3 separate regions of the Homo sapiens genome follow, and all the other regions are linked to region 3. A link is a contact called in ENCODE Hi-C data. All regions are on one chromosome and are shown on one strand. Each heading gives the region's core, a stretch centred on a gene start or an enhancer-like site at or near the end of the contact. The rest is flanking DNA. Distances are from core to core; before and after follow the strand shown. Region 1 overlaps ZCCHC14 (zinc finger CCHC-type containing 14). Region 2 holds the start of ZCCHC14 (zinc finger CCHC-type containing 14). Region 3 holds the start of FLJ30679 (a long non-coding RNA gene).

Region 1 (3,850 bases), core at 1,351-3,850, 910 kb after region 3:
TGCTCATTACATCAACAGAGGCTGCAGCTGCTGGGGAAATGGGTCCTTCCTGAGTTAGGATCTAAATCAGAGACAGGTGGCTCTCGATGGCGTTGTCAGAACGGGACTTTAGAAACAAAGCAGTTATGAAGCCTGTGGAAGGCACGAAGCGCCGTGCCAGGGACGGGGACGGTGCGGGGCGGTTGGGGGAGAGCGCACAGGGTGAGCGAGTGCGGCTCTGGGCCTCACGTGGCGCACCTGCTAGGAGACAAACATCTTTGTAAATAACACAGGGAGAATAGAGGCCAGCAGATGCGGACACAGCCGGCCTCGGTACCTCTATGCCATGGGGGCTCAGGACCAGTGACCCCACTGGAAAGCGCCACCCTGGTCTCTGTCTCCCCACTACTGACGATTCTGCAAACCACACAAGCATTTATTTTACCGGGTATGCATTATCTGGTCCATCTAGTCCTACAAACCACCTTACTCTCCCCTCCCCAAAGCCTCCACTACTATGGCATGGTTACCAACTTTGCAGCTGATCATAACACGGCAGAGGCTGGCGTGCAGAGCCACAGGGGCTCAGGCCGCGCCTCACTACCCACGCTGAGCTGTCCACGTGTACGTTAAAGAAAAATAAAGACTCAGGTAGCCAGTCACATTAGCCATGTTTCAAGTGCGCGGAAGGCACGTGTGGCTGCTGACAACCAACTCAGTGCAGGTGGAAAACACTCCGTCACCACAGAGAGCGCTTCAGGACAACACCGCTCTAGTGGTTAAGGATGATTTCCATGTGGGGTGGGGAGGAGGGTGTAAAACTTATTCCTCCCACCCTTTTTTTTTTTTTGAGATGTAATCTCACTCTGTCACCCAGACTGGAGGGCAGTGGCACGATCTCGGCTCACTGCAACCTCCACCTCCTGGGTTCAAGCAATTCTCCTGCCTCAGCCTCTCAAGTAGCTGGGATTACAAGCGTGCACCACCAGGCCTGGCTAATTTTTTTTTTTTTTTCAGACGGAGTTTTGCTCTTGTTGCCCAGGCTGGAGTGCAATGGCGTGATCTTGGCTTACCACGACCTCCGCCTCCTGGGTTCAAGCGATTCTCCTGCCTCAGCCTCCCGAGTAGCTGGGATTACAGATGCCCGCCACCACGCCCAGCTAATTTTGTATTTTTAGTAGAGATGGGGTTTCTTCATGTTGGTCAGGCTGGTCTCAAACTCCCAACCTCAGGTGATCCGCCCACCTCAGTCTCCCAAAGTGCTGGGATTACAGGTGTGAGAAACCACGTCTGGACTTCTCCTTAAAAAACATCAATAATTGAGATTTTTACAGCCAAAGCATATTCATGTATTGCTTATAGAATTTAGAAAAATACACATAAGATTGGCATTTATGAAAGATCTGAAAGCATTTAACAATGCCCTCACGGGGATCTGGGGTGTGCCCATCCTCCGTCCGTCAGACGTCCTCCTGAAACCCGTGCGTGCACTCACCTTTGCTGTGTTTTCCTAAGGGCCTCTTGGGCAGCGACTCCTCCGTGGAATGTGCTGATGTGTGCAGGGCATTCTCCAAACTATTACTGACACTGCTGACAGGGGCCTCAGTTCTTGGAGTGATCTGAGGGAACAGAAACAGAATCATCTTATTTTCTCCCACGGAGTTAATAGGGGACAATTTTATTTGTTAATTAAGTCTTTCATAATTACCTTGGTTTCCATTTTTCTACAAAACATGTATTATTATAATAATAAGCCTTCCCCAAGAAAGATGAAAATTTCACCTACTACTCTCCACTGAAAGTGCAAAAGAGCTCAGATAACTTGAGTCAAACACGGGCGCTTACGTCTTGTGGCTGGGGTTCATCGGGTGCACAGAAACTATGGTAGCCAAAGAGGCCGGGCACGGTGGCTCACGCCTGTTATCCCAGCACTTTAGGAGGCTGACGCAGGTGGATCTCTTGAGCCCAGGAGTTCAAGACCAGCCTGGCCAACATGGTGAAACCCCATCTCTATTAAAAATACAAAAATTAGCCAGGCGTGATGGCAAGTGCCTATAGTCCCAGCTACTCGGGAGGCTGACGTGGGAGGATCACTTGAACCCAGGAGGCAGGGGCTGCAGTGAGCCAAGATGGTGACACTACACTCCAGCCTGGGCAACAGAGTAAGGCTCTATCTCCAAGAAAAAAAAAAGGAACTATGTTAGCCAAGGTGGCATGAATTATATATTTTTATTTGAGGCAAACTTTTATTTTCATATTTCTTCAAATCAAATAGCTCCCTATAAAACGAATTACACAGCAGGACTTAACATTCTCCTTCTATAAATCTTAAATCATAAAATGCTTTAAAAACAACAGCAAAGAACAGAATACAACTCGGTCTATTTGGGGTACAGTTTGAAAAAGCATATCCTAAAATTACATCCCAATTCCATTTCTAGGAATTCACCATACCAAGTACTCACACGTGAGAAAATGACCTGATGGGGTGTGCCCACTGCAGGAGTGTCTGTGACAGGGAAAGCGGGGCACACCCTCAGTCCCCATCGACAGAGACCTGCTAAGCACAGACAGTGTACCTGCAGGTGACGGCCGCCCCCAAGCTGTGGGTGGGGGAGGCCCTCCTGACCACCAGTGCTCCCAACACACAACAAGCGCAGAAACAAGCCACGGGCTAGCCAGGCTCGTCCCACCCCTCCTGCTTCCTGGGTTCAGTGATGGTGTGAATGTGGAATAAGCCGGAAGGGGCCCAGAGGGGCGAGAGGAGGGGGGTAGCAATAACCTTCATTCCCTCCCCATCAGTATTTTAAAATTTCACAGCCAAAACACATTTATAACTTATAGGATTTAGAAGAATAAAAATGGCCAATGCTGTAACTTCTTTACAGTCTCAATGTATTTCAAAATTTCGGAGGATATGAGAGGCGTAAGATTTTAAAGTTCATCAAAAGAGCTGATAAGCAATGCTGCATTCACAGTATGGGAAAGTACATGGCACAAGCAGCCTGGAAAATGGCCTGACCTCTCCAGCCTCCACTTGTTCTTTCATCTCATACCTGGACGGTAGGTGGCAGTTGACCAAAACATCCCCTAAGTTCACTCACAAGCACAGATCCCAGCACTCGCTCTGCAGAGGGCTGGCCAGGTAGGCGTGGCCTCGACCTCAGACAGGATGAAAGTGGAGGCGGAAGCTGGAGTTGGGAGGAAAGGGTGGAGACTGCTGCCACTCCGGCAGGACCAGCACCTGCTGTATTCCACAGACAGCAAGCCACAGGGGCCACACCCAAGTCCATAGCGAGATCCTCTGATCCCAGCTCTGTCAATGCCCCTGCCCCCCAGCAAGAAGCCCTCCTGGGCTGTTCATGCAGGGAGAGGGACTAACAGATCCCACGCGGCTCAACAGATGCCTTCCAAGAAAAGCAACTTGTCACAGGGCTACATAATTGGGAAGTTTATGTAACTCGAGAAAATAAGGCCGGGCGCAGCAGCTCATGGCTATAATCCCAGCACTTTGGGAGGCTGAGGCAGGAGGACTGCTTGAAACTATGAGTTTGTTACTGGCCTGGGTAACAGCGAGACCCTGTCTCTATTTAAATTTCTAAAAAAGTAAAAAAAAAAAAAAAAGTCCTAGCCATGCAGCAACTCCTCCAGAAAGTCAATTCTTTGGATAACTTAATAACATGTTATCAAGAAAATAAAATTTTTTGAATTTCTTATATTTGTAATTTAAATTGGGTGATTTCCTTCCGATTTAACAAAGTCTCTTTCATTATTCTATGGTTAGAGAACCCAGAAATGAACTCCTTTCCCACTAAACAAGATAATAGAACCGATACAAGTACGATACAAATCTTACACAAGGAGATTTTTA
Region 2 (3,836 bases), core at 587-3,086, 940 kb after region 3:
CGCGGACGTCTCCCGCACCGCTCCCGCGGATCCTCGGACCCAGGGCCCCTGCAGCCGCTCCTGCCCAAGGGGCGCGAGGCGGAGGTGTGGAGGCTTTGGGGCACGCAGAGGGGACTGAGGGTGTGGGCTCAGGGCCGCGGTGCGGTCTTGGGGCTTAAAGTGCAGACTTAGGGTGAGGAGTGCGGGCTTAGGATGGGGGCTTGGGATGTACGGCGGAGGCTTGGGATGTACGGCGGAGGCTTGGGATGTACGGTGGAGGCTTGGAGAGGTGGGGCACACATTTGGGGTGCGACATAGAGGCTTAGGATGGGGCTTGGGATACGGGCTGGGGGCTCGTGGTGCAGGTTGGAGACCTGGGTGGGAGCTCTCAGTGCAGGCTGGAGGCGTGGGTCGGGGGGTCGCGGTGCAGGCTGGAGGCTTGGAGTGCAGAGTTGGGGATGCAGACTTGGGGTACAGGGCAGAGCTCGGGGCGGGCACGCACCTTGTGGCAGGCTGGGCAAGTGGGCAGCGCGCCGCCCGGCCCGGGCGCGCCCTTGCCGCCGTGGCCCCCGCCGCCGTTCAGGCTGCTCTGGATCTGCGTGAGCTCCTGGCGCAGCACCTGCTTCTGGTGGAAGCTGAAGGCCGGGTGGTTGGAGGCCATGGTGAACAGCAGCAGGAACTCATCGCCCGTGCGGCCCTCGTTAAGCTGCAGCCCGTAGTTGTGGATGATGGAGTCGATGTGCGTGAGCGTGCGGTAGAGCACGCCCGCCGCCTCGCGCTGCTCCGAGCCCAGCAGCGCCAGCGACACCAGCAGCTTGCTGCGCACCACCTCGTCCGTCAGGTTGGTGAGGCTGCCCAGGTCGGCCGGGTTGTTGGCCTTGATCTCCGAGTCGCGCAGCGAGTGGTAGTCCTTGCGGGCCAGGTCCTCCAGGCACGAGCCGAGGAAGCGAAGCTCGAGCGGGATGCACAGGTCCAGCAGGCCGCACAGGAACTCCACGCGCTGCGGCGACGGCAGCTCCGAGAACCAGCGGTACACGCCGTCCCTCTGCAGCGGGCAGCGCTTCTCCACCATGCTGCCGCCCGCGCCGCGCCGCGACCCGGGGCCGGGGACCGCGCGGGGGCGGCCGGGGGGCGCCGGGGGCCGCGGCCGGGGCGCGCCGGGACCGGGGACGCGCGGGCCGGGGCCGGGTCCGGGCGAGGGCGCGCGGGCGCCGCGGGCCGGGCGGGCGCCGGGGCGGGGGCGGGGACCGGGGCCGGGCAAGGCTCCCGTCAGGGGCCGGCGGGCGGGCGCGCGCGGGGCGCCGGGGGGGCCCGGGGCGGCCGGGGCGGCCGGGGGCGGCGAGCGGCCTCGGGCCCCCCGCTCACGGGGAGGCGCCTTCCCCGCGCCCGTGCCCAGCGGCGGCCGGTGCGCGGCGGCGGCGGCGGCTGCTCCTCGTCGTCGTCGTCGTCGTCGCCCGGGAGGCGGCCGCCCCCATCTCCCCCCGCGCCGCAGGGTCTGTCACTGCGGGCCGCCCCCCGACGGAGCCGCCCCGGCCATGCCGTCGCCGCCGCCCGCGCCTCCGCCCAGGCCGGCCGTTACCCCGGGCCGCGGGCGCGGCGTCGCCGCCTGGGGAGCGCTGGGGGCCGCGGCCGCGAAACGGACGCTGGAGGGGGAGGGACGCGCGGCGGGAGGCGCGGAGGGATCCGGCCGGGACTTGCCGGCCTTGCTGCTCCCGCGCGGCGGACGGATCCGGGCCCGAGCGCGGCGGCGGCGGCGACGGCGACGGCGACGGCGACGGCGACGGCGGAGGAGGCGCCGGCCGAGGAGCGGAGGGATCGTCGCGCTCGCGGCTGACGGGCGGCCGGGATCAGCAGAAGTGGGCGGGGTGGCCGCCTCTCGCGACAGCCCGGGCCTGCCGGGCCCGTCCCCCCCCCACTGATTGGCTCAGGCGGCCCGTTCTCGGCCCGTGATTGTGCCGGGTCCCCAATCCCATTCGCCCGTTCCGCGGCCACGCCTCCCTGGGGGCTGTCGATCATGTTGGGGCCACCGCCTCCCGTCCCTCGGCGGCCGTCAAGACGCGATTGGTCCGCGGAATCGGAGAGGCGGAAAACCCGGGCTGGATTTCTGGTTGCTTTTGTTCCCGCAAATTTGCGTGGAGCATTGTTTTTCGGCGAAAACGGGGCGTTCGGCCTTCCTGCTTTATTTTTGAGCGGTGTAAGAGGGAGGTAGTGGGTATCTTCGAGAAACGGCCGCCGCGGGGTCCGGAGCCCCGGGTTCCAATCCCGGGTCGGCCACTGCAAAGCTGTGTGACCTTGGGCGAGTCACTTGGCCTCTCTGAGCCCCAGGCGCCTCCCCGGGAAAAAGAGGGTAATAATAACCGCCCCCGAGGTTTGTGCGAAGGTGTTGAGCTCACAGAGGGCCGGCACCGGCACTTTTGAGGCGGCTGACTTGCCCTGGGGGTGTGATGGGAGGTGCAAGCTTTCTCCAAAAGCCTCGTCCAAATGGAGCCTTTAAATCCGCCTTCTTTCCGCGGCTACTTCACCAGCTCGCCAAACGCAGAAAATGCAAACACAGGGGAGGGGGCAAGGGAGCTGACCTGGCTGGAAGTAAACAGAAACGCCACCCTCCCCTGGCACTTGCATTGGCACCGGATTGCAGGTGGGGGAAGGGCCGGTGCACCCAACCACCTTTAAATCCCACCACTTACACACAGGCATAGAAGTAGAGCCGCGGGGGCTGGACGCTCATTCCTCCCCTGCCCTTCCCCTAGAGCGCTGCTTTGAATGTCTGTTGATCTAGAACGGGGTCTGTTCATTCATGGGTTCCAGGTCCCAAGCGCCCGGGGGCAGCTGAGAGCAAAGCTGGCGCCCTCCCTACCCTGTGGAGCTTACACTCTGGTTCTGGGCAGTGCACACTAGAGATTGGTTAAATCAATGAATGAACTTTTTCAGGATATGGTCCAAGGTGCTGAAAACTTCCTAACAAAACTCTTCAGCCGAATCTGGCACGCCTGTGGTTCCAGCTACTGGGTAGACCGAGGCAGGAGGATCGCTTGAGGCCAAGAGTTTAAGACCAACCTGGGCAACATGGTGAGACCCCCCCTCCCCGCCCCAGTCGCTCCAAAACAAACAAACCCCACATTCTCCAGTCTTAGGTCTTCGAGGATGAACAGAGATTGCAGAAAGGCATGGTTGGGAACAAAAAAAATTGCTCTCCACTCCCCCAGCCCCCTCCACACCTTGGGCACATTTCCCTGGAGCTGCCCCAGTGTTCTTTGTCAGTGTAGGAAGAAGCAAAAATCTAAATGGAGTCAGGATGGCCTCCCACATGGGCACAAGGGCAAGGCTGGGGACAGTTGGGTCTCCTCATCTTATTTCCCAGGTCTAGGCTGATTTCTATTAATAATTAAATTAATCGTCGTTGTCCTGGACCTCACTTCTTAATGTGATTCCAGGGAACTGGCCACATTCCAAAATTCATAATCTAAGGTAGTGAAAGAACGTGAACATCAAGACAGTTTGGCTGGGCTCAGAGGCTCACATCTGTAATCCCAGTACTTTGGGAGGCCGAGGGTAGATCCCTTGAGCCCAGGAGTTCGAGACCAGCCTGGGCAACATGGCGAAATCCCATCTCTACAAAAACTACAAAAATTAGCCAGATGTGGTGGCATGTGCCTGTAGTCCCAGGTACTTGGGAGACTGCAGTGGAAGGATTGCCCGAGCCCGGGAAAGGGAGGTTGCGGTGAATGGGGATCCCGCCACTGCACTCCAGCCTGGGTGACAGCGTAAGACTCTGTCTCAAAAACAAAACAAAACAAAAGATTCATTTCTTATTGATAAAGCAAGCTCCTTGGAGAAAGATCTTGGAACCTCATTAG
Region 3 (3,969 bases), core at 1,151-3,650:
TTTCTTTTGCTCTTGGAAAATAGGCATGTCAAAGATGATGAACTGCTGCATTGCCTCTTCCGAGTAACCTTTTTTTTTTCTGTCAACACTGTTAGGAACAGCCATCTTTGATTGTCTTACATTTTGATCAGCTGGGAAACTGAGGCCCAGCATCCTTAGGCTGGCAAGGCATTCATTTCTTTCCAAAGGCCTAGAGCCTGAACTTCCAGTTCAGTACCCCTTCATTCCCTAACGCTCTTAGCAGGGTCAATTTTGTGAAAAGCCATTACGACAATAACATGCTTCCGGCCAGGATAAATATTTTACTTTGTATCAAACAGAAAACAGCAACTAGCACCACCTTGAAAGGTGACAGCGTGCTGGCAGCCCTCGGTCCCTCTCGGCGCCTCCTCGGCCTTGGCGCCTACTCTGGCCGTGCTTGAGGAGCCCTTCATCCCGCAGCTGCACTGTGGGAGCCCCTTTCTGGACTGGCCCAGGCCGGCTCCCTCAGCTTGCTGGGCGGTGTGGAGGGAGAGGCGCGGGCGGGAACTGCTGCTGTGCATGGTGCTTGTGGGCCAGCGCGAGTTCCATGTAGGCGTGGGGAGCCCCGCACTCACAGCGGCTGGCCCTGGGCAGTGAGGGGCTTAGCACCTGGGCCACCAGCTGCTGTGCTCTATTTCTCGCCGGGCCTTAGCTGCCTCCCCAAGACCTGCAGCCTGCCATGCCTGAGCCTCCCCACCCCCACCGGCGGGCTCCTGTGCAGCTAGAGCCTCCCCGAGGAGCGACGCTCCTGCTCCACGGTGCCTGGTGCCATCCACTGCCCAACGGCTGAGGAGTGCGGGTGCACTGCACGGGACTGGCAGGCAGCTCCACCTGCAGCCCCAGTGCGGGATCTGCTGGGTGAAGTCAGCTGGGCTCCTGAGGCTGGTGGGGACTTGGAGAATCTTTATGTCTAGCTAAGGGATTGTAAACACACCAATCAGCACCCTGTGTCTAGCTCAGAGTTTGTGAATGCACCAATGGGCACTCTGTATGTAGCTAATCTAGTGGGGAGGTGGAGAACTTTTGTGTCTAGCTCAGGGATTGTAAACGCACCAATCAGCATCCTGTCAAAACGGACCAATCGGCTCTCTGTAAAATGGACCAATCAGCAGGATGTGGGTGGGGCCAGATAAGAGATTAAAAGCAGGCTGCCTGAACCAGCAGCAACAACCCTCTCCAATCCCCTTCCACATTGTGGAAGGTTTGTTCTTTGCAATAAATCTTGCTGCTGCTCATTCTTTGAGTCCACCCTGCCTTTGTGAGCTGCAACACTCTCTGCTAAGGTCTGCAGCTTCACTCCTGAAGCCAGCAAAGACCGTGAACCCACCAGAAGGAAGAAACTCTGAACACATCCAAACATCAGAAGGAACAAACTCCAGACACGCTGCCTTTAAAAACTGTAACACTCACTGCGAGGCTTCATTCTTGAAGTCAGTGAGACCAAGAACCCACCAATTCTGGACACAACCTCACCTAGAGACAACCAAACCACCCTGCACAGAGACGCAAGAGGCCCCAGGTGAAGAGTAAATGACGTCTCTAAATGCTAAGGACGCCCTGGCCAAATGGCTTTGATTTCACACCACTGCTCACTGCTCGCCACATTCTCATCCACCATGACGCAGTAAGAGAATTTTATTACTAGTGTTATTCATTTAAGAATATTTTGTTTTCCTTTTCTGGACTCCAGAAATATGTCAGTACCTTAAAGTTGGGTATCCTGTGATGAACAGGTCGGGGAAAGTCAGCTAAATTTTGTGATTCCATGTAGCCCCAAATTTGTTCACGTATGTCCTGTTTGGAGACACCTACTGCAACAAAAGATTCCCACTTAATAACATACAAAGGAATTCCAGAGCCCATGCTGAAACCGCTTAACAGTAGTTAAGCGACCCCCGCGTGTAGGTCAAACCGGCTTCCGATCCTGTTCCTGAGCCTCAGTTTCCCCGACCTCAAGGGGCCCACGGGCTCCCCCACGTGCACGGCAGGTGTCCCTCCCGCCTCGTCTTCTCGTTATCTTTATTTTTCCTGACATCTTTCTCGGGATTCCGGGCGAGAGAGCCGCTGGTTCGACCCGAACCCAGCACAGACCCCCTCTGACCTCCTCGGCCGCTTCCGGTGATTCTGCCCCATCCTCTGCCAGCCCCGGTGGCCCCGCCTCGACCCTCACCGGTCCCGGCTGTCCCTCCCCATTCCCAGCCGCCCCGGAGCCCCGCCAGGCCCCCCACCTGCCCTCGGCTCCATGGTGATGCAGTCGCTGTGCGACGCTTCCCGGCGCAGGTTCTGGCGCGTAGTGACGTCACCCGCTCCGCGCCTGCGCGATGGTAGGAGGGGCGGAGGCTGAGCGGGCGAGGCCCAGGCGCGCATGCTCGGGCGGGTAAAATCCGCGCCGGGGACAGTCAGGGATGCTCCCAGGCCCTTCGCTCTTGCTTTCAGCTAGTCATTGTCGAGCGCCGCCCGTGACAGGCGTTTTGCCAAGCCCTGGAGTTACTGAAGTGAACAAGTCCCTGGTCTCTCGGGACCCATTGCCGGTTGAAACACATCCCGCCTCCTCTTCCAGTCCTAGAGGCCGCCTCCTCCGGAAAGCCGGCCTTGATTGCTCCTCATGTAGGACGCGGTTCCCTCCTCTGAGATCCTGCAGACTCTCAGGTGCTCACACGTGGGTGTGCAGCGGATTCAGCCGGCAGCTCTTTAAAGCGGCAGGCAGATGGAAATTCGAGGCCAGCCCAGCCCCGGCGACTGCGCTGCGGACGGCCAGAGGCCATCCTTTGAGAAACACCCGTGGATTCTTACCCTGACCTCTGCATACCCTGAGAAAGAACGAACGTGGCAGCCTGCGTCTGCTTGTCTATGTCTTTCATGTTTGCTAACCTAAGGGTCGAGAAGCGGCTCGAGGAGACCAGGCTGCACAGACCGTCACGTCCATTCCCTCTCTGGCCCCAGCCCCGCGGGAAGAAAACGAGGGCGTTCAGCCTGGCAGTTCATTCACTTATTAGGAAGAAGACATCCCACACCCCCACCCAGCACACACACAGATGTCAGGGACCAGCCACTAGGAACCACTCCCTGAGCGAATGAAGGCATCCCCGTAGCCACGTGCCTGGTACATCACAAGCACTCAAAACGTGGCTGCCACCTTTCGAAATTGCATGCCCAAAACTTTATGAGATCCTCACAACACACTTGGGAAACAGACAAAAGAGTTTGAATGCCCGCCTACTTAACAGATACAGAAAATGGTGTTCCGTGTACAAGCGACTTACTCATGTCTGCTGGTAACTCATAATGTGCCGTTTGACCTCCTTAGGACATAATTAATAATGGTAATTAACAGTGCTACGATATGCCAGGCATTGAGCTTAGCGCCTTAAAAGTCATAGCTAACTATGTTTCACAGCAAACCCTCAGAGGCAAATGTGACCCGCCTCCTACGCAGGAGGCAACAGAGGCTCAGACATGTTAAAGAAGCTTGGCCTGAGTCTCCCAGCAGAGAAAGGGCAGAGCGTGTAGCCCTGACAACGTGCTTAATTGCAACTCCTGTGGGTCCCATCACAACTCTCTCTTCCTATGTGGTGTCCGCAACATTAATACATAGAGACACCGAGGAGCCTCAGTTCTGCTTGTGGGCGGGCCTGTCTTTCACCAGGCTGGCAAAAGCAGTGCAAACATCATTTTGGAGGTGATAAAATAAAATCTCTCACAGAGGTTGGATGTCCTTTCCGCCTTTCATGGAAGCACAGTAGATCTGCAGAGTGTTTTATGCAAGTAGACTTGGTGCCAGTAGTGGAAGTGTGTGCAGGATTCTGTTACCCAGCTGTGCTCAAAACAGAGCCCAAGTCTCTCCGATGGTCAGCCTGGCACGGCCCCCAGATGGTAACGAGACGCCAGGGACAATCTGCCAGTGGCAATTTTAGAAAGCAGGTGGTGCTAGGAAGGGCATTCTCTTCA

Evidence for each region. Hi-C counts contacts between places; a loop is a spot of excess contacts on that map. Pooled maps may share reads with other maps.
Region 1: a pooled map shows a loop between it and region 3 (4-fold over the local background). The contact joins the enhancer-like site here to the promoter of FLJ30679 in region 3. A Hi-C loop is called at or near these places in 5 of 50 pooled maps.
Region 2: a loop to region 3 is called in a map of CD8-positive, alpha-beta T cell, with 7 times the contacts of the local background. The contact joins the promoter of ZCCHC14 here to the promoter of FLJ30679 in region 3. A Hi-C loop is called at or near these places in 1 of 168 maps with a recorded cell type or tissue (CD8-positive, alpha-beta T cell), 1 of 37 single-sample maps with no recorded cell type and 8 of 50 pooled maps.

The regions. Positions count from the first base shown.
Region 1 is chr16:87,458,534-87,462,383 of GRCh38, forward strand. It overlaps ZCCHC14 (zinc finger CCHC-type containing 14), which reads right to left. Exons shown (of 13, transcript NM_015144.3): 2 at 1,475-1,598. Among named protein-coding and RNA genes, the nearest start is that of ZCCHC14, 33 kb to the right of the region's middle. Within about 2 kb of position 2,601, at least 23 of the 41 ENCODE cell types and tissues checked have a DNase peak (open chromatin) inside an H3K27ac peak, as active enhancers do.
Region 2 is chr16:87,491,188-87,495,023 of GRCh38, forward strand. ZCCHC14 (zinc finger CCHC-type containing 14) reads right to left here and starts at 1,837. Exons shown (of 13, transcript NM_015144.3): 1 at 482-1,837. The coding sequence starts at 1,051. ZCCHC14-DT (ZCCHC14 divergent transcript) reads left to right here and starts at 3,000. Exons shown (of 4, transcript NR_110943.1): 1 at 3,000-3,048. RefSeq lists a silencer at 1,776-1,955.
Region 3 is chr16:86,552,920-86,556,888 of GRCh38, forward strand. FLJ30679 (a long non-coding RNA gene) reads left to right here and starts at 2,401. Exons shown (of 1, transcript NR_026674.1): 1 at 2,401-3,969. It overlaps MTHFSD (methenyltetrahydrofolate synthetase domain containing), which reads right to left and starts at 2,316. Exons shown (of 8, transcript NM_001159377.2): 1 at 2,250-2,316; 2 at 1,726-1,832. The coding sequence starts at 2,265. RefSeq lists enhancers at 1-587, 588-1,250, 2,219-2,268, 2,309-2,598 and a silencer at 2,173-2,386.